Linked DNA regions of Homo sapiens: region 1 is linked to region 2. Evidence: read pairs that join two places in POLR2A ChIA-PET (ENCODE). Cell type or tissue: PC-9. All regions are shown on one strand. Links, peaks and the distances in the headings refer to the core of each region. The heading gives the core; the rest is flanking DNA. Region 1 overlaps SLC17A5 (solute carrier family 17 member 5). Region 2 has its middle 64 kb from the start of EEF1A1-AS1.

What was found. ChIA-PET counts read pairs that join two places held together with the same protein. Peaks named below come from ENCODE experiments on the same cell type or tissue, not always from the same donor. Only the 100,000 strongest peaks of a DNase experiment are listed, where the experiment ranks them.
Region 1: POLR2A ChIA-PET joins it to region 2 with 6 read pairs; 15 of 35 experiments call an interaction of 5 or more read pairs at or near these places.

Annotation. Positions count from the first base shown.
Region 1 is chr6:73,632,492-73,643,143 of GRCh38, reverse strand. It overlaps SLC17A5 (solute carrier family 17 member 5), which reads left to right. Exons shown (of 11, transcript NM_012434.5): 3 at 1,220-1,453; 4 at 4,645-4,732; 5 at 6,437-6,523; 6 at 7,644-7,762. Among named protein-coding and RNA genes, the nearest start is that of SLC17A5, 16 kb to the left of the region's middle. RefSeq lists enhancers at 207-376, 706-875, 1,114-1,283, 2,678-2,847, 6,054-6,223. In PC-9, for the core only: no CTCF peak of the experiment used is centred there; DNase peaks (open chromatin) are centred at 3,503 and 6,673; H3K27ac peaks cover 3,693 bases.
Region 2 is chr6:73,582,186-73,593,363 of GRCh38, reverse strand. No RefSeq gene overlaps it. Among named protein-coding and RNA genes, the nearest start is that of EEF1A1-AS1, 64 kb to the right of the region's middle. RefSeq lists an enhancer at 11,080-11,178. In PC-9, for the core only: no CTCF peak of the experiment used is centred there; a DNase peak (open chromatin) is centred at 7,643; H3K4me3 peaks cover 1,476 bases; H3K27ac peaks cover 3,692 bases.

The DNA.
Region 1 (10,652 bases), core at 2,653-10,652, 50 kb before region 2:
AATAAATTTTCACCCATTTTCAGTGCTCACGAAGATACTAGTTCATACTTAGATGAATCTCCTCTATCATTCACAAGCAGAGCATTCAAGCAGGAAAGAGGGTTTCTCTCTAAACAAAATAAATCTCTCCGAAAATCTTTATATTTGACTTTAATAATGTTGCTGAGTAACATTTGGGTACACATCACTCACTTTCTCCACTCCAACCTGTGACCTTCAGGGACAATACTGCTGGAATGTACATGAAATCCTAGAATTCCACAGATAAACTGCAAATTGGTACCCTAAATAAGGAAAAGTAAGAGTTTGCTTTGTGTCTTTTTCTTTGCAAAGTGCTTTTGTTGACCCTGCTACTTATCTTCATCTGCCTTATATCAGCAGTAGAAAGAAATCCCGGAATGGTTCTTGACATGTTGGCTTTGTTATACAGCTACACTGCATTAAAAATGTCAGATACTCAGATCAGTCACTAAATCTTCATTAGTACCTTGCTGTGTGCTGTTACTAATGAAAACACAGGTTCTATTCACATGAAGTTTGTGGCTTGATTTAAATTCTTGCTCTTTGGAATTGTTCCATGTGCTTGTTTAAGTGCTTCGTCTGAAATGGGGAGATATTATTAATATCTACATTTATGCATGTTAATAGCCAGCACTAAGTGAACACTAACTGTACATCAAGCCTTATTTTATGTGCCTATTTCATTTCCTCTTCCCAGATCACACATTCGGTAAGTAATAGAGCTAGGATTAAAACCAAGCCTGGTTCCCAAAGCCTAGCTCAGCCACTACAGTTTTCTGCTTAATAGCTTTCTGGATTAAGCCTGTGACTCTTTTTTTGGGAGGGGGAGGCAGGGCCGGGGGGGCGGCAGCCTCCCGAGCCATAGTAGGCTCAGAGATACCCAAGCCTTTTTTGTGATTCTTTTGTGAGCCTTCTTGGTCATAGTTATTATAAAGCTTCTGGCAGCTCATCCTGCAGTCTAGTTTTATAAAATTGCAAGCCTTCTTGAAGTTTACGACTGTCAGTTCTTTTTCATTCACTTCTAAATACTGTATATCTATATTGTTATGACTCACCCACCTACTAGAAAGTTTGCATGTTCTTCAGTCCAAAATAGTGGTTCAAAATCTCATTTATATGTACTTACATGCCAGTAAGAGAAAAGAGCTGCTCTGTGAAGGTCTTAAAGGATTGTTTTATTCTTTTCTGATTTTTGTAGGGTAAGAAGTACCAATGGGATGCAGAAACTCAAGGATGGATTCTCGGTTCCTTTTTTTATGGCTACATCATCACACAGATTCCTGGAGGATATGTTGCCAGCAAAATAGGGGGGAAAATGCTGCTAGGATTTGGGATCCTTGGCACTGCTGTCCTCACCCTGTTCACTCCCATTGCTGCAGATTTAGGAGTTGGACCACTCATTGTACTCAGAGCACTAGAAGGACTAGGAGAGGTAATTTTCTTTTCTCTCTTGTTTTACTTCTTACCGTGTGTCTCCTTCTCTTCTTCTTAAAGATGTCATTCTTTGGTATGAATATGAACCAAAAAATAACGTTGGATGATAACAGGGGTTTATTTTTTAGAGAAAGGACTAACTAGAAAATTACCTGAATAGATTTTGTTTGTGGTAAATGAGGTCTCTAGTAGGAGCACCCCGAAATTGGAACCTTTACTCAAAAACCAGAGAAAACTTTTTTCCAAAAGAGACTTCATAGCTCATACTTTAGGAGAGAAGAAAATAAACCATTAATAAATGGTTAAGATAGTCCGGGCGTGGTGGCTCATGCCTGTAATCCCAGCATTTTGGGAGGCCAAGGTAGGTGGATCACTTGAGGTTAGGAGTTTGAGACCAGCCTGGCCAACAGGTGAAACCCCATCTCTACTAAAAATACAAAAATTAGCCGGGCATGGTGGTGCACACCTGTAATTGCAGCTACTCGGGAGGATGAAGTGGGAGAACTGCTTGAACCCGGGAGGCAGAGGTTGCAGTGAGCCAAGATCGCGCCACTGCACTCCAGCCTGGACGACAGCAAGTCTCCATCTCAAAAGAAAAAAAAATGGTTAAGATTGACCATCCTTACCTCTTGTGCTCTTGCCACCGTTAAACTCTGCTCTATCATTGATGCCCAAGTCTGAAGCACATTTTACACAATAGACTGTTGAGTTGCATTTAATTTCTTTTTTATCGCTTATTCTTTTATTTTTTCTGGTCTTGTAACTTAGAGACAAATATTTTATGATTTTATATAACTATCTCAATTTAGTTCTATGATTCTGCTCTTTTTAGAAGTATTATTGATTTTTGCCTCTTTTATTTCCCTCCTCTTAATAGTTTTATCATTTTTTAAAATTTTGATTCTTGTCTTTCTTTTCCTTCCCACTTTTCTTTTGTATTTCATCATGTGTACCCCCATACTTAATAATTTTCACTTTTCCTTTATAACTTCGAACTTCTACCTCTGAAATCCAGGGAATGGTGTATTTTGCTCTCTTGCATTTCTTTAATTCAAGCAAGATAATGGCCACTGGGCTTGGTGTAGAGGATGAAGATTATTTTAAGTAGCAGTGTATCATGCTGTTGGAATGAACACTGGACCAGAGTTTGAATAATAGCTCTATTGTATCTAACAGTGAAACCTTAGGTAAGCTCTAATCTCTAGATCTCAGTCCCATCATTTTTTAAACTGGGACTAAAATACCTTCCCTGTTTTCAGTCACAGATTAGATATAAAATTCATATGTGATAAGGATTGCTAGAATACTTTGGAAATTGCCAGGTACTATTAAAAGATTTTTCATTCATCTGAATGTTTTTATTTTGTTCTTATCAGTAGAGGTCCATTAAGTAAACCCTTCCTGATCACAAAATTAAAATTACTCCTCTATTACCAGGTTCCTGTTCTTCTTGACAAAGTAAAATATACTTAAATCTAGCATATTTTCTCTGATCCTAGTATTCAATCTCCTTGCTGAATGTATTCCCATATTTTACTTCCAGTTTATGCCACTAATTTAACATTACGGCATATTGATCATATTACCACTGTTATCTCAGGTGACATTTTATTTATTCATTTATTTATTTTTTTCTAGTCTTTGAGACGGAGTCTCACTCTGTTGCCCAGGCTGGAGTGCAGTGGCATGATCTCGGCTCACTGCAACCTCCGCTTCCTGAGTTCAAGCAATTCTCCTTCCTCAGCCTCCCAAGTAGGTGGGATTACAGGCATGCGCCACCATGCCTGGCTAATTTTTGTATATTTAGTAGAGGCGGGGTTTCACCATGTTGGCCAGGCTGGTCTCGAACTTCTGGCATCAAGTGATCCACCTGCCTCCGCCTCCCAAAGTGCTGGGATTACAGGCATGAGCCACCGTGTCCAGCCAACAACTAAATAGAATTTAAGTTGTATTTATACTCAGGTTCTCTCGTCCTTCTTCATCCCTTCAATATGTATCACAGGTGCATTTCCTCATTCATAAAGGACACTTAGATTACTATCTTGCATTCCTACCATCTGATTCACCATAAATATACCTACATTGTCCCTAGGTTTTATAATAAAGTTTTCTACAACATAATCTCTGTGGGCATTTCCAAACATCTCAAGTTTTCTTCTATAATGACTCATCCTGTGGATGCTCCATCATATAGATTCTTATTGATTTGCAATGTACCTAAATCATCTTTGCCTTCCATTGGTATTACTTTTTTTTAATTCCTTTTGTTTTTGTTTTTGAAAGAGTCAGCGGAAAGTACAAAGTATTAAAACATTTATTCTTCTCTCCACTAATAATAGCACTAGTTACCATTTATCTTTACAACAATTATGCAACCGCCTTGAAGTTCAGGGAGGTTAACTAATCTTTCTGAAGTGACACAGAGAGTGTCCAAGGAGAGCCGTTCTCTCTCACTGTCCTGTGGTATCTCCTCATTTACCCAGTCTCTATGAAACTCCCTGTTTCCACATCCTGTTAGCTCTCCGTGTCAGTAATTGGCATCTACTAGGCTTGTTATCACAGGAAAAAAAAGAAGAAAGGCTGTAAACATGCTAATTGAATTCATCCTTTTTTTAATAGGACTGTTTTTCTGGTTGATTGTCAGCTTGAATTTTTTTTCAGTATCCCAAAATATTAGCTCAGTATTTTTTAAAGTTATAAGTTAGTAATATTCCCTTTCATTCAGGTGATTAATAAAGTGAATGAGTAAAATTAACCTTGAGCAAGATCCCTTTATGTCCTCACTCAGTACAATTATTTTAGATTTATTGTAACCCTTATCTTGTTGTCTTAAAACCAGTTCCAAAATCCATGAATCTTTGGGGAGTTTTACTTTTTTTTTTTAAGAGATGGTGTCTCACTACGTTACCCAGGCTGATCTCGAACTCCTGGGCTCAAGCAATCCTCCTGCCTTGGCCTCCCAAAGTGCTGGGATTACAGGCATGAGCCACCACACCCAGCCTCAAATTCTGAAAGTACTTCATTATAAGATATTTTCACTTAACACTGTAAAAATTTCTCATTTCATGGAACCTGATTCGTTTGATTCTTATCCAGAAAATGCTTTTGTAGCAAAATACTTAACTTACTTTAAAGCATTAACAAAACTACCTTACATTTCATCAGAAATATCATGTTCCCTTCTCTCAGGGTGTTACATTTCCAGCCATGCATGCCATGTGGTCTTCTTGGGCTCCCCCTCTTGAAAGAAGCAAACTTCTTAGCATTTCATATGCAGGTGAGATAACAATTACCAAATTTTGCTGTAATATGTTATGTATATATCAACCTTTGGGAAAAAGGGCCTGCATACCAGAACGATGCAATGTTGGATTGGATGCCCCTTTGGGGAGAACATTAAGTTTCGGTAGTATAACTTTATTACCAATTTTTCTCTTTGGCTCAACAACTTATAGTAATGCAGCTTAATTGACTAATGTCATTTTCCCCATCTGCCATCATCTATTTCAAAGTATGTTGTGTTTTCAGATATTGGTATAGAGATGCTATTTTTTTTCTTTTTCTGTTTACTTTTTTGGGGGTTTTAAATTTTATTTTTGTTTGTTTAGAGATGCTATTTAAAAAAAAGAAAAAAAAAGGCCAGTAGCTAGAAAATTGAGTGTTTTTGTCCTTAAATTGTGATTTCTGTTTTGATTAACTAATGAATGTATCATGATTCTCAACCCCTCTCTTCATGCATCTTTTTTCTATTGCATCTTTATTTGCCATCATTTTGATCTACAGGTGAGATAACATGAGTTTTATATATGTGAATTATAATTTTATCAGATTGCATAAGAAATTCTAGCCTTTCTTTCATTGACTAAATTAAAATTTTTCCACCGGACTGCTTTTTAAATACAGTAGTTGAGAAAAGGCCTCTCTGTGGTACTTTTAAGCTAAAATCTGAAGGATAAGAACAAACCATTCATGCAGGGAGAAGAGCATTTCAGCCAATCAGAACAGCATGTACGAGGGCACTCAGGCAAGAAATAACATAAGGGTTAAAAGAAGTGGAAAACTACCTTGGATGGCTAGAACTCAGTGAGTAAGGAGGATGATGGCATAAGATGAGGTTAGAGAAAGAGATAAGAGCCGGGTTATATCAGGTCTTACAGGCTACAGGAAAAAATGTAGATTGTTTTTTAAGAGGCATGATTCAATTACATTTTAAGAAGATTATTCTTGCAGCTATGTTGAGATTGACATGAGAAATCTGATGATAGGTTCAAGAACAGGTACTATCTAAGGTTCCCTTTTACCTATTGAATAAATCCCAAACTCCTTGAACTAGGGGCAAGATTCTTTACAGTCTTCACTACTTTGTTGCAGCTAGCCTTATATCTCTGGCAGATAGTGCCTAGCATGGAGTAGGTACTCAGTAACTGTTCAACTGTCCAACCTATTTTTCCAGCTTTATCTGCTTTTCCTTTCCTTTACCCAAATGAAGTTCCCAAGCCTACTCTCTGCTTTACTACTTCCATTCCTTTGCTTGTCCTGTTATACTACCTCTATATCTTTTTTCTAATCTTGTTTCTATGGGACCACATTTTAGCCTTTTTTTTTTTTTTGAGCCAGGGTCTCACTCCAGGCTGGAAGGCAGTGGCACAATCGCCCCTCACTGCAGCCTCAACAGCTGAAGCGATCGTCCCACCTCAACCTCCCAAGTAGCTAAGTAGCTGGTACTACAGGCGTGCATCACCACCATACCCAGATAATTTTTGTATTTTTAGTACAGATAGGAGTTTGCCATATTGCCCAGGCTGGTCTCAAACTCCTAGGCTCAGGTGATCCACCCACATCAGCCTCCCAAAGTGCAGGGATTACAGGAATGAGCCACTGTGCCCAGCCTGTTACCCATCCTCTGTAAGCAGTAGACTTGTCTGTCCTATCCTTGTTTCTCTCTCCAAAGTTTATAAAATAGTCTTATGTGTTGTTCTAGGAGCACAGCTTGGGACAGTAATTTCTCTTCCTCTTTCTGGAATAATTTGCTACTATATGAATTGGACTTATGTCTTCTACTTTTTTGGTAAGTTTAAAATTTTAACTAAATTATAATGTAACAAATTCAAAATGTAATAATAGTAGCCTAATAATGTTTTAAAAATATATCTTCCAAATCACTGAACCACAGTTCTGAAACACTTCCTGATAACCTGTTTTTCAAGTTGGTATGATTTACTTGACCTATTTGAGTTACGAGCTGATGTTAGTTTTGGAATATTTCTCAGTAGAAATGACTGTTGATCCTGTACTTAAATAGTACATTTGCTATCAAAAAATCACTATCTTAGGTATTTTGAATTTCTTCTCAAGCAAAGTAGGATGTTCTCACTTGGTAGTTTTAATGTTTTTTTTTTTTTTTTCTTTTTACTTAGTCCCAAGGCATTTTATTGCTCAATTTCCTTGGCAGCATGATACACATTTTTAATAAATTAGATTTTCACATAGACATGTCATGCAAGAAATATATCTGCAATCAAAATTTAAAACTCAACTAACAAAAACAGACACCTTTGGAAATATGTAGATTGTGGAAATGTATCTTCAAAAAGATTTGTCTGGTAGACCCTGATAGGCAAAGTCATGTGGTTAAAAGTTGTTTTCTTCTGGCTGGGTGCAGTGGCTCACACCTGTAATCCCAGCACTTTGGGAGGCCGAGGCGGGTGGATCACGAGGTCAGGAGTTCAAGACCAGCCTGGCCAACATGGTGGAACCCCATCTCTACTCAAAATACAAAAATTAGCCAGGCGTGGTGGCACGTGCCTGTAGTCCCAGCTACTCAGGAGGCTGAGACAGTAGAGTTGCTTGAACCCAGCAGGCGGAGGTTGCAGTGAGCCGAGATCACGTCACTGCACTCCAGCCTGTGAGACAGAGCAAGACTCTATCTCAAAAAAAAAAAAAAAAGTTGTTTTCTTCAAAATGTATAAGCAATAATACAGTTATAGCAATTATCCCATTAAAGAATTGAGAGAAACTTGAAATTGAATCCAAACTGAAGTCAGTTTTACATTGAATTTATAGTTACATAATTTTTTCAAGACATGTAAAAATTGTTGTTGGTGCTTTCTAATTTTGTGTTTTTGTTTTGTTTTGTTTGTTATTTGGTACATTCTAATTTTATCTAACTATTATTTTTCTATTTTAAGGTACTATTGGAATATTTTGGTTTCTTTTGTGGATCTGGTTAGTTAGTGACACACCACAAAAACACAAGAGAATTTCCCATTATGAAAAGGAATACATTCTTTCATCATTAAGAAATCAGGTATGGACTTTGACACATTTTAAAAATAATGTCAGAAACTTTTTTTCTTCAGAATTAAGATATCAGTTTTTAAAAATATATATTCCTATTGTGCATGCTCTAGACAAAGTAGAATAGGCAAATGAAATGAACATCCAAAGTATTGTCTGGCTGGGTGCAGTGGCTCACACTTGTAATCCCAGTCCTTTGGGGAGGTCTAGGTGGGAGGATCATTTGAGGTCAGGAGACTAGCCTAGTCAACATAGTGAGACCCTTTCTCTACAAAACATTTAAAATATTTAAAAAAAAATTTTAAATACATAAATATGAACAAAGTATTGTCTGAAGAATTTCAGTTCTTTCATTTTTTATAGAAAGTATAGTTTTATAAACTATAAAAAATATTTTTAAGTCATTTTAAAACCTTTTAGTGTAGTGATTATCAAATGAGTCTTAAGTTTGTTTTTTCCACTTGATTAGTAGAAAATAAAATGTGTTATTCATGAAAGGATTCTCATTCTGACCATTAGTTGTTAGAAAACCAACTAGTGTGTTTATACAGTTGTACATCCCAAATCTGAAAATTCTAAATCCAAAATACTCTGAAATCCAAAAGTTTTTGAGAACCCACATGATGCTCAAAGGAAATGCTCATTGGAGCATTTCAGAGTTCAGATTTTTGGATTTTAAGATTTAGGATGCTTGGCCAGCCTGATGGCTCACTCCTGTAATCCCAGCACTTTGGGAGGCTGAGGCAGGCGGATCGCCTGAGGTCAGGAGTTCGAGATCAGCCCGGCCAACATGACAAAACCCCATCTCTGCTAAAAATACAAAAATTAGCTGGGCATGGTGGCACACACCTGTAGTCCCAGCTACTCGGGAGGCTGAGACAGGAGAATTCCTTGAACCCAGGAGGCAGAGGTTGCAGTGAGCTGAGATCGTGCCACTGCACTCCAGCCTGGGTGACAGAGCAAGACTCCATCTCGAAAAGAAAAACAAGATTTAGGATGCTTAATTGGGAAGGTACGTGATACAAATATTCTAAAATCCAGAATCCAAAACACTTCTGGTTCCAAGCATTTCAGACAAGGGATATTGGACCTGTATCTATATTTTAAATGAGTGTCATTAAAGAAAGAGAACAGCACATTTATTATGATATAATATTATAATATGATATACATCTGTTTGCTCTTCTAGAGTAGGTCTTTAGAAAAAAGTTTATATCTTATTAAAACCAGATTTCAATCACTTAATCGAGCACAAAGGCAAATCACAAATAAAAATCTATAATAATTCAATATACTAAATTCTCAAACCATGGAAACAAAATGTTTGCCTTTTGAGTAGAATAAAAGAAGAACATAAAAACATTAGGAAAGATTAAAATATACACAGTTTGTTTTCAGCATTCTTGTTGGCTTCAAAGTCACTTTATTAGTTTAAGAACATAAAATATTTAAGACTTTTCCTATTAAATTGTCATGATTGATATTTTATTTTATTTTATTTATTTTTTTTTTTAGACGGAGTTTCGCTCTCTCACCCAGGCTGGAGTGTAGTGGCACAATCTCAGCTCACTGCAACCTCTATCTCCCTGGTTCAAGCAATTCTCCTGCCTCAGCCTCCTGAGTTGCTGGGATTACAGGTGCATGCCACCACTCCCAGCTAATTTTTTGTATTTTTAGTAGAGACGGGATTTCACCTTATTGGCCAGGCTGGTCTCGAACTCCTGGCCTCAAGCGATCCTCCCACCTTGGCCTCCCAAAGTGCTGGGATTACAGGCATGAACCACTGTGCCTAGCCCAAGATTGATATTTTAAATATTTATATACAATATAACCAGGCAGTAAAATTAAAAACTTAGTCTTGGCTGGGCATGGTGATTTACGCCTGTAATCCCAGCACTTTGGGAGGCTAAGGCAGGCAGTTTTCTTGAGCCCTGGAGTTCAAGACCAGCCTGGACAACATAGCGAGACCCCATCTCTAAAAAGAAGGAAAAATGTACTCTTTAACATTTCTTTTTAAGTTTTTTATTTTGCTATAAATGTCTCTACAAGCAGCTGAACTTTAAGAATTATGACCTGTCTTGATCTTTGCCAAAGATTGGCAAAAACTTAGAAACAGAAGAAATCAGCACTGTAATAAAGTTTTAACCAGGTGGAGAGCTCATATCCAAGGTTACTTGGGTCTGAGTCTTCCCAGCAAAAAAAAAAAAAAAAAAAATTAATACAAGTAAAAAAGAAAGTTTTAGCTGGGTATGGTGGCACACAAGTGCAGTTCCAGCTCCTCAGGAGGCTGAGGCAAGGGGACTGCTTAAGTCCAGCAGGTCAAGGTTGCAGTGAACTATGATCAGCCATTGCACTCCAACCTGGGCAACAGAGCAAGACCATGTCTCAAATAAATAAGTTAAGTTACTTTGAAAGTTTAGAGTCCTACCTGATGTTAATTGAGTTACCCACTTTTTTCCCCTTAAGGAACAGGTAAAAAAAATTTAACACATTATAAACAGATGTTGCCATGTAAAACTTGATATGTTTTGTCATTTTCTCAACATTGATGGGTAACAGCTTGCTTTCTCCAATATTTCATTTTTATCATGATCTTCCAGAACTGATAAAACTTTTGAGTTTGTTTAAATTTTTTAAAAAGCTTTCCCTTGGCCAGGGGTGGTGGCTCGCATCTGTAATCCCAACACTTAGGGAGGCCAAGATGGAAGGATTGCTTGGGCCCAGGAATTGAGACCAGCCTGGGCAACATGACGAGACCTCATCTCTACAAAAAATTTAAAAATTAGCCAAGCATGAGGTTATGCACTTGTAGTCCCAGCTACTCGGCTGGCTGCAGCAGGAGGATTGAGTGAGCCTGGGAAGTCAACGGTATAGTAAGCTGTGTTTGTGCCACTGCACTC
Region 2 (11,178 bases), core at 3,179-11,178:
GTTCTGTGATGTTTCCTAGTGTCCACAGTGACTCTTTGACATCTTTTCTGCATCCTGCTCGAGCCATCGTCTTCTCTACACACATTTCTGCTACCACAAAGCCGAGGAACTTGGGCCTCCTAAGGGATACAGCATCAGAAATCTCTGTTGCCATCAACCTGCCCTTCCTAGCTCTGAATAGAGTCAGTCCTTCTTGCTATAGCATATGCCCACACTACACTGATTCTCTCTCTCCCACCTCCTCTAAGGACTTGCTTCAGTAATTCTTTTTTTAAATAATTGAGACAGGGTCTTGCTTTGTTGCCCAAGCTGAGCTCAAGCGATCCTCCTGCCTCAGCCTCCCAAGTAGCTGGCACTACACAGCATGTGCTATCACGCCCAGTTAGGAGCTCCTCTTTCATTTACTTCTTCAGTCTCTCCCCTTATTCTTTTCCTTCTATCTCAGAGATACACACGTCTTCTCTAGTCCTTAAATAAAAATACAGAAGTCTCCTGGAGACATTAAATCACAAGTGTACAGAATATCTCTAAGATAATACTCAAGAAACTGGAAAACAGTGTGTGATTTTATAGATAGATATAGATACAGATATAGATTTTCATCCATGGTTCGAGGCTCATAACTCCCGTAGCTCTTGTTATGTTGAGCGCCTTTAGCCCTTAGAAGTAGCCTCAGGAAACAGAATCTTTCTGATCCTCTCCTCTCCTCCTTTCACCTGCTGCTTTTTCTCCCAAGGCAGGAATCTTCCCCCACCTTTCTGTCTTGGAACTGGTCATAAAGAAATTCTGTGGCTGGGGAGGTGGCTCACACCTGTAATCCCAGCACTTTGGGAGGCTGAGGCGGGCGGATCACAAGGTCAGGAGTTCGAGACCAGCCTGGACAATATGGTGAAACCCCGTCCCTACTAAAAATACAAAAATGAGCCAGGCGTGGTGGCGGGCGTCTGTAGTCCCAGCTACTCGGGAGGCTGAGGCAGGAGAATCACTTAAACCCGGGAGGTGAAGGTTACAGTGAGCCGAGATTGCACCACTGCACTCCAGCATGGGTGACAGAGTGAGACTCCGTCTCAAAAAAAAAAAAAAAAATTATGTGGCCTACCTTGTTGGACTGTAGGTCATAAGACCCCATGCCCACGTTTGAGAAGAGGTCCTCTCCATACCCTGGAGGAAGGAATGCTGCACAGAGAGGCCAAGAAGAATCTGGACAGGACTTGGTGGGTTTCCCTCTGAGTCTATTAGTGTTAGATCACACCCTTTCTGTCCAATCACATTTCTACATGGTTGTTAATCATGACTATCCAATGAAGTCTCCATAAAAGGCCTAATAAGACAGGGTTTGGGGAGGCTACTGATAGCTGAACACATGGAGGTTCCTGGAGGGTGGCACGCCCAGAGAGGGCATGGAAGTTCCTCATCCCTTTCCCCAGACATTGCCCTGTGCATCTCTTCATCTGTGTCCTTTGTAATATCCTTTATAGTAAATGATAAACATAAGTGTTTCCCTGAGTTCTTCGAACCACTCTAGCAAATCGATTGAACCAAAAGAGGCAGTTGTGAAAACCTCAACTTGAAGCCAGCAGGTCACAAGTTCCAGAACCCTAGACTTGGGACTGGTGTCTCCAGTGGTGGGCAATCCTGGGGACTGGGCCTTCAACCTGTGGAATCGGATGCTACCTCCAGGTAGACAGTGTCAGTACTGAATTGGGAGACACCCAGTCGGTGTCTGTTGCAGAACTGATTGCTTAGTTGGTGTGTGAGGAAAAACCCACACCCTTTTAATCACAGAAGTCTTCTGTGTTTATTGTTGAATGAGAGATAAGAAAAAAACACATTTGGGCCGGGCGCGGTGGCTCACGCCTGTAATCCCAGCACTTTGGGAGGCCGAGGCGGGTGGATCACGAGGTCAGGAGATCGAAACCATCCTGGCTAACATGGTGAAACCCCACCTCTACTGAAAATACAAAAAAATTAGCCAGGCATGGTGGCAGGTGCCTGTAGTCCCAGCTACTCCGGAGGCTGAGGCAGGAGAATGGCATGAAGCCGGGAGGCGGAGCTTGCAGTGCGCTGAGATCGCGCCACTGCACTCCAGCCTGAGCGACAGAGTGAGACTCCGTCTCAAAAAAGAAAAAGAAAAAGAAAAAAAACACATTTGGCCCGCCGTGGTGGCTCACGCCTGTAATCCCAGCACTTTGGAAGGCTGAGGCAGGCAGATCACCTGAGATCAGAAGTTCGAGACCAGCCTGACCAACATGGAGAAACCCTGTCTCTACTAAAAAATACAAAATTAGCCGGGCATGGTGGCACATGCCTGTAATCCCAGCTACACGGGAGGCTGAGGCAGGAGAATCGCTTGAACCCAGGAGGCAGAGGTTGCGGTGAGCCAAGATCACGCAATTGCACTCCAGCCTGGGCAACAAGAGCGAATCTCAGTCTCAAAAAAAACAAAAAAAAAAAAAACAAAAAAAAAAAAACACAGTTTGAGTAGATTTTTCCACAAACAACGGTTACCTCTATAGAGATAAAATCAGCAACTAGGGATAGGAAGGACAATTAATTTTCACTTTACCAAATGTGGCAGTATGACCTATTCAAATAAATATATTGTTTCATTTATTTATTTATTTTCAGACGGACACTTGCTCTGTTGCCCAGGCTGGAGTGCAGTGGCGCGATCTCTGCTCACTGCGACCTCCACCTCCCAGGTTCAGCGATTCCCCTGCCTCAGCCTCCTGAGTAGCTGGGACTAAAGGCATGCGCCACCATACCTGGCTAATTTTTGTATTTTTAGTAGAGATGGGGTTTCACCATGTTGGCCAGGCTGGTCTACGAACTCCTGACCTCGTGATTTGCCCGCCTCAGCCTCCCAAAGTGCTGGGATTGCCGTGCCTGGCCAAATATATTGTTTTAAAAACAAAAGACCTGTTGCCCAAGCTGTTGTGTAATCACCGCTAGGTTTTCTTTTTTTTTTTTTTTTTGAGACGGAGTCTCGCTCTGTCGCGCAGGCTGGAGTGCAGTGGCGCGATCTCAGCTCACTGCAAGCTCTGCCTCCCAGGTTCACGCCATTCTCCTGCCTCAGCCTCCCGAGTAGCTGGGACTACAGGCGCCCACCACCACGCTAGGCTAATTTTTTGTATTTTTAGTAGAGACGGGGTTTCACTGTGTTAGCCAGGATGGTCTCGATCTCCTGACCTTGTGATCCGCCCACCTCGGCCTCCCAAAGTGCTGGGATTACAGGCGTGAGCCACCGTGCCTGGCACCGCTAGGTTTTCAACTACCTGCTGGACATCCCCAGCTGGCTATCCTTCCTTGCACCTGAGACTATTTAAATCCAACCTCACTCCCCCACCCCCATTCTAAATAAAACTGGCTGTTCCTGCCACCTTCATATTTCTCTTAAAAGTACATTTCCCCAGTCACTTAGGCTTGGCCCAAAGTCATTTCTGTTCCTCCTCCCTAGCCTCCCACCAAACCCCCTACTCTGTGCCAAAACAACCACCTGCCGACCGGGCACGGTGGCTCACACCTGTAATCCCAGCACTTTGGGAGGCCAAGGCGGGTGGATTGCCTGAGGTCAAGAGTTCCAGACCAGCCTGGCTAACGTGGTGAAACACCTTCTCTACTAAAAATACAAAAAAATTAGCCGGGCATGGTGGCACCCGCCTTCAGTCCTACAAAATACAAAAAATTAGCTGGACATGGTGGTGCAGACCTGTAGTTCCCAGCTACTCGGGAGGCTGAGGCAGGAGAATCTCTTCCACCCGGGAGATGGAGGTTGCAGTAAGCCGAGATCGCACCACTGCCCTCCAGCCTGGGCGACAGAAGGGGACCCCGTCAAAAAACAAAAACAAAAAAAAAAAACACCTGGCTCTTCCATTTCAGTTTTTTCATGTCTCTGGAATTTTTTGTTTGTTTTGAAACAGAGTATCACTCTGTCACCCAGGCTGGGGGGCGTGGCATGATCACAGCTCACTGCAGCCTCTACCCCACAGGCTCAAGAGATCCTCCCACTTCAGCCTCCAGACTAGCTGGTACTAAAGGTCTGCACCACCATGCCCAGCTAATTTTTGTATTTTGTAGAGATGGGGTTTCACTATGTTGTCCAGTCTAGTCTCCTGGGTTCAAGTGATCCTCCCGCCTCAGCCTTTCAAAGTGCCGGGATTACAGGTGTAAGCCACCATGTCCGGCCTGGAATTTTTTTTTTCTTAATCCTTCTTCCAGGCCAGGCACAGTGCCTCACACCTGAAATCCCAGTACTTTGGAAGGTCAAGGTGGATAGATGGCTTGAGCCCGGGAGTTTGAGACCAGCTTGGGCAACATGGTGAAACCTGGTCTCTACAAAAAATACAAAAAATTGGCCGGGCATGGTGGTGCATACCTGTAGCCCCAGTTATTCAGGAGGCTGAGTTGAGAGAATCACTTGAGCCCAGGAGATCGAGGCTGCAGTGAGCTGAGATCTCACTGCACTCCAGACTGAGTGACAGAGCGAGAGTCTTTCTCAAAAAAAAAAACAACAAAAAAAAAACCCACTCTCATCTCCTAAGTAAGAGTCTAGTGGCTTTTGTTTACACCTAGAGTAGAAAAGTTAAGTGGTATCACTGCCTTTAGTCTTGCCCTCTTCTATCCCAGCTTCCCACCAGTGTTGAGTTCATTGTCCCAATACAACTAATCTCTCTGATTAAGGTGCTCCCCTATGGTGAGCCCCATGGCTTCCCTGGGCCTACCCAGTAAACTCTCCCACCCAGCAGCTGTGCCCTCCTCACCCTTAGGTTCAGCCTACCCTACCCTTATCTTATGGTGGGAGCCATGCCTTGTTGCAGCGATCTGGCTGCTTCACTTCCCCATGCCTTCTCTCCATCTTCCCTTTCCTCTTCATACCTTTATTAATTTCCTTCCCTGGGTCTGGAAGGTCTCTCCTCAACCTTGCCACCTCCTTCATGACCCCTAATTTCTTCCACCCTCCCTGATCTAGATGTGGTGTCTCCCTTTAACCTACTAAAGTGCCACATTATTTATTTATTTTGGGGTTTCCCTTTATTTTAAACTCAAGGATTTAGGCTCAATTATGTGGAAGAGAGAATTTCTTCATTCATTCAGCGAATACTAAGTATCTACCCTTTGCTAGGCAACAAGGATACAAAGATGCATCTGACACAGCCCTTTCCCTCCCTGGAGCTCCTTCTGACTCCTTGACTCCTTGATCCCCTTCCTCCTTTTTTTTTTTTTTGGAGACAGAGTCTTGCTCTGTTGCCCAGGCTGTAGTGCAGTGGTATAATCTCCACTCACTGCAACCTCTGCCTCCCAGGTTCAAGAAATTCTCCTGCCTCAGCCTCCCGAATAGCTGGGACCACAGGTCCATGCCGCCACATCCAGCTAATTTTTTGTATTTTTAGTAGAGACTAAAATACTAAATTTTTAGTAGAGCCTGTTGCCCAGGCTGGCCTCGAACCCCTGAGCTCAGGCAATCCGCCAGCCTCAGCCTCCCGTGAGCCACTGCACCCGGCCCTCTTTCTTTATAATACTTAATGAACACATGTCTGTGTCTGTCCCAGGAATAGATTCATCACAAACATCTTGAAGGCAGGGTTCATTCCATTCATCTCAGCATGGTCTCACTCATAACAACATGTGCTTAGTTCACTTAGGATGCTTATTAAATAACAACCCTTTAGTTAAATAGACTAAAAATTGATATTTTTGACCAGGCACAAAGGCTCACACCTGTTATCCCAACACTTTATGAGGCTGAGGGCAGGAGGATTGCTTGAGCCCAGGAATTCAATACCAGACTGCACAACAAGGCAAGACCCCATCTCTACAAAAAATTTTCTAAAAACTTAGCCAGGTGTGCTGGCACAGACCTGTGGTCCCAGCTACTCAGGAGGCTGAGGTGGGAGGATCACTTGAGCCCAGGAGGTTGAGGCCACAGTGAGCCATGTTCACACCAAGCCACTCCAGCCTGGGCAACAGAGCAAGACCCTGTCTCAAAAAATAATAAATAAATACATAATTTTTTTTTTGAGATGGAGTTTCGCTTTTGTTGCCCATACTGGAGTGCAGTGGCACGATCTTGGCTCACTGCAACCTCCACCTCCCGGGTTCAAGAGATTCTCCTGCTTCAGCTTCCCAAATAGCTGGGATTACAGGTGCCTGCCACCATGCCCGGCTACTTTTTGTATTTTTAGTTGAGACGAGGCTTACCATGTTGGCCAGGCTGGTCTCGAACTCCTGACCTCATGTGATCCGCCCACAAAGGCCTCCCAAAGTGCTGGGATTACAGGCGTGAGCCACAGCACCTGGCCAATAAATAGAAATTTTTGATCTCATATATTGTTTTTTTCATATGTTTTCTGCTGACCCAAAAAATTAAATAAATGTGCCGACTGCTTTTCAATTTTTTTTTTCAATAAGGCTCCAGGTCAACAGTAGTGCAAGCTTTTAATGAATAAATATGCTAACATCAAAATAAGTTATAAATGGTAATTATTAGCAAATAGTTTTGAAAGTATTTGAGAGTAGCTTAGTTTTGTATATGCAAAATACTTCTCCCAGTTATTCAACAAGTATTTACTGAGCATCCACTATGTACCAGGCATTGCTTTTTGCACGACGACATGGAAGTGGAAAAAAAAAAAGAAATAAGCCAAGTCCCTTTTCTCCTGCAGCTCACATTTTTATTTATCAAGCGTTTTTGTTTATAAGCTCCAGCCTTCAAAACCTCTCATGTAAAAGCATTATTATCCACCCAACAAGCAAATCCAATGGGGAAGAAGCGTGCCAACTGACCTTGAGAGTCCAGTTTATGAAAGAACTTGAGACAAACGCTGAAGACAGCAGTTTGTATTAGCCATGGTAATGTCTTTCTTACTTCAGCCTTTGTTTCGTTTTCAGGAAATCAGAAATAGAGATATCTGAGTTTAGACTTTGTTGCAGAGTAGATTATCTTATCTCCCCTCTGGATGTTCAAAATAAAATTCCCCCAAATATTGGGACCAAAGCTATCACAAAAACAAAACAAACAAACAAAAAAGCCAGCCATGGTGGTGCATGCCTGTGGTCTCAGCTACTCAGGAGGTTGAGGTGGGAGGATAGCTTGAGCCCAAGTGGTCAAGGCTTCAGTGAGCCAAGATCATACCACTGCCCTCCAGCCTGGGTGACAGAGCCAGACGCTGTCTCACAAAAAAGAAAAGAGAGAGAGAGAAATTCCCCCAAACAGAAAAAGACTGATGTAACATTTAAATGTGAAGGCAGGAAGACCACTATAGGAAATGGCCTGGTTCCTCTCAGTAAAAGCATGTTACTGCCTCAGAAGAAGAGACATGGGGTAAATGTTTAATTTCAGTTAAAGAATAAATTATCTTTCTCATAGACATGTAAATTAAGATGGATCACAAAGCCTTTTCAGATGCCTCTGCCTTTTAGAGCAACCATAAGCAGAAAAGCCAATTATAAAAGTTTTTACTCTCAAAGGATAATATAGAAAATTATTTCTAGGAGCTGTGCAAAGGAAAGCTGTGAGCATAAGCAATACTGAAAAGAAATGAAATGTAAGGAATTTTCTGCCCCCTTTTCTTATGTGCCTGGAGGAGGAAGAACACTAGTAATTTTCCAAGTGCCTGTTTACTTTCACTTTATCTTGATGTTGGGGGAGGCGGAAACTTAGAAGTGTTACATCACTGCCAGTCCTGTGCTTGAGTGAGAAGCCACTTTTGCCCAACTGAGCTAAAAAACTATTGAAACTATCAGTTTCCTCATACACATTCTCAGTCCATAATCGTCTAGACTTTGGTAGAGGGGTAGGATTATACATATATATTGTATTAAATCTTTTTCTTAAGCACTCTCACTGTCAGAAACAACTGAAATACGCTAACATGTCCAACAGTGTTATCACCTCTCCGATCAAGTGTGCATCCTGGTCCCAATCATGCTTTAGAGCACTACAAATAGCCCCTTGTGTTAAGCACGTTTTATAGCCTTCACTCTACAGTCTGAAACTTGAACTTTCCCCAGAAGTTTTGTTGATATTAAAAGTGATCTGGAAAGGATAAAGAGTCTGATCTTTTTAATGCTTAAGAATTGTTTTGGGCTGGGCATGGTGGCTCATGCTTATAGTCCCAGCACTTTGGGAGACCAAGGCGGGAGAATCATTAAGATCAGGAGTTTGAGATCAGCCAGACCAACATAGTGAAACCCCGTCTCTACTAAAAATACAAAAATTAGCTGGGCATGGTGGCGTGAGCCTGTAGTCCTAGCTACTCAGGAGGCTGAGGCAGGAGAATCACTTGAACTCGGGAGGTGGAGGTTGCAGGGAGCCGAGATGATACCACCGTATTCCAGCCTGGGCAATAGAGCAAGACTCCATCTCAGAAAAAAAAAAAAAAAAAAAAAAGAACTGTTTTGTATGAAGTAATGAATGCTGTTAGAGGAAATTCAAGTCTGTATATTGAATAAATCACCCATATAAGATCTAATTTTTTTTTTTTTTTGAGACAGAGTCTTGCTCTGTCACCCAGGCTGGAATGCAGTGGCACGATCTCAGCTCACTGCAACCTTGGCCTCCTGGGTTCAAGCAATTCTCTGCCTCAGCCTCCCCAATATCTGGGATTACAGGCGCCCACCACCATACCTTGCTAATTTTTTTGTATTTTTATTTATTTATTTATTTTTCTTTTTTTTGAGACAGAGTCTTGCTCTGTTGCCCAGGCTGGAGTGCAGTGGTGCCATCTCGGCTCACTGCAAGCTCCGTCTCCCGGGTTCATGCCATTCTCCTGCCTCAGCCTCCCGAGTAGCTGGGACTACAGGTGCCCACCACCACGCCTGGCTAATTTTTTTGTATTTTTAGTAGAGACGGGGTTTCACCGTGTTAGCCAGGATGGTCTCGATCTCCTGACCTCGTAATCCACCCGCCTCGGCCTCCCAAAGTGCTGGGATTACAGGCGTAAGCCACCGAGCCCAGCCTGTATTTTTAGTAGAGACCGGGTTTCACCATCTTGGCCAGGTTATTCTTCAACTCCTGAACTCATGATCCATCCACCTCGGCCTCTCAAAGTGCTGGGATTACAGACGTGAGCCACTGCGCCCGGCCTACAATATCTATTATAATGCACTTCTCTCTTTTTTTTTTTTTTTTTAACACTAAGAAGATATTTCAGGCTGGGTGTGGTGGCTCCCATCTGTAACATCTGCAATCCTAGCATTTTGGGAGGCTGACACTTAAGCCTCGGAGTTCAAGACCAGCCTGGGCAACATAGTGAGACCCTCTCCTCTATAAAACAATAAAATAAAACAAAGAAAAGAAAGAAAAAATGTGTAAAGAAAAAAAAAAAAAAGAAGGCCAGACACAGTGGCTCACGCCTGTAATCCCAGCACTTAGGGAGGCCAAGGCAGGTGGATCACCTGAGGTCAGGAGTTCGAACCCAGCCTGGCCAACATGGTGAAACCCTGTCTCTACTAAAAATACAAAAATTAGCCGGGCGTAGTGGTGGGCGCCTGTAATCCCAGCTACTAGGGAGGCTGAGTCAGGAGAATTGCTTGAACCCGGGAGACGGAGGTTGCAGTGAGCCGAGGTGGCGCCACTGCACTCCAGCCTGGGCTACAAGAACAAAACTCCGTCTCAAAAAATAAAAAAGAAAAGGAAAGGAAAGGAGAAAAGAAATGCACACTAAACTATAATGAAATATTACTTTAGATCCATCAGATTGGCAAAAATTAGAAAATATGGCTGGGCATGGTGGCTCACGCCTGTAATCCAGCACTTTGGAAGGCCGAGGCAGGCGATCACCTGAGGTCAGGAGCTCGAGACTCAGCCTGGCCAATACGGCAAAACCTGTCTCTACTAAAAATACCAGAAAAAAAAAAAAAAAGCTGGGTGTAGTGGTGGTCGCCTGTAATCCCAGCTACTAGGGAGGCTGAGGCAGGTGAATCGCTTGAACCCAGGAGGCGGAGGTTGCAGTAAGCCAGTATCACGCCATTGCACTCCAGCCTGGGCAACAGGAGCGAAATTCCATCTAAAAAAAAAAATTATAAAACCTGATGCTAAGTGTTGGCAAAGGATGTGGGAAGACAAAAATTCTTGTCCACAAAGGGAGTGAGTGTGGGATATAAACTGGCAAACCCATTCCAGAAAGCAAAATGTTTGTATTTGAATTAAATAAAAATGTGTCCTTTGGCCCTGTATATATGCCCCACATCTGGGTATATGTCCCAGAGTGATTTGCTGAAGTCCCTAAGAAAGCGTATACTCCACACTGTTTATTGTGACAGAGTTGGAGGCAACCCAGGTGTCCATGATTAGGGAAATATAAGTTAAATCTGGTGGATGTTTATTATGGAATAATATAATTCAGGACCATATAGAGACCTCAAAAATGTTGAGTAGGCCAGGCGCGGTGGCTCAGGCCTGAAATCCCAGCACTTTGGGAGGCCGAGGCAGGCAGATCACCTGAGGTCAGGAGTTTGAAACCAGCCTGGCCAAGATGGTGAAACCCGGTCTCTACTAAAAATACAAAATTAGCGAGGCGTGGTGGCACATGCCTGTAATCCCAGCTACTCGGGAGGCTGCGACGGGAGAATCACTTGAACCCAGGAGGTGGAGGTTGCAGTGAGCTGAGATTGCACCACTGCACTCTAGCCTGGGCAACACAGCAAGACTCCATCTCATAAATAAATAAATAAAATAAAAGTGTACAAGTCAGCTGGGCATGATGGAGTGCACCTGTAGGGCTCAGCTACTCAGGAGGCTGTAGAGGGAAGATTACTTGAGCCTAGGAAACATAGCAAGACCCCATCTCTTTTTTAAAAAAGTGTACAATTTAGTGATTTTTTAGTATATTCAGGGTTGTGCAACTATTAAATGTCTAATTACAGAACACGTCATCACCCTGTAAAGAAACCTCATATCCATTCACAGTCACTCTTCATTCCCTCTCTTTTCCCAGTACCAGTCAACCACTAACCTACTTTCCGTCTCTACAGATATGACTATTCTGGACATTTCTTATAGAATATGTGATCTGTTATGACTGGCTTATTTCTCTTAGCCTGTTTTCTAGGTTCATCCTCTGGTAGCATGTATCTGTATTTCATTCCTTTTTTATTGCCAAATAATATTCCATTGAATGGATATATTATTATTTATTTGTTTTTTCATTAGTTGATGTTTCTATTTTTTGGCAGTTA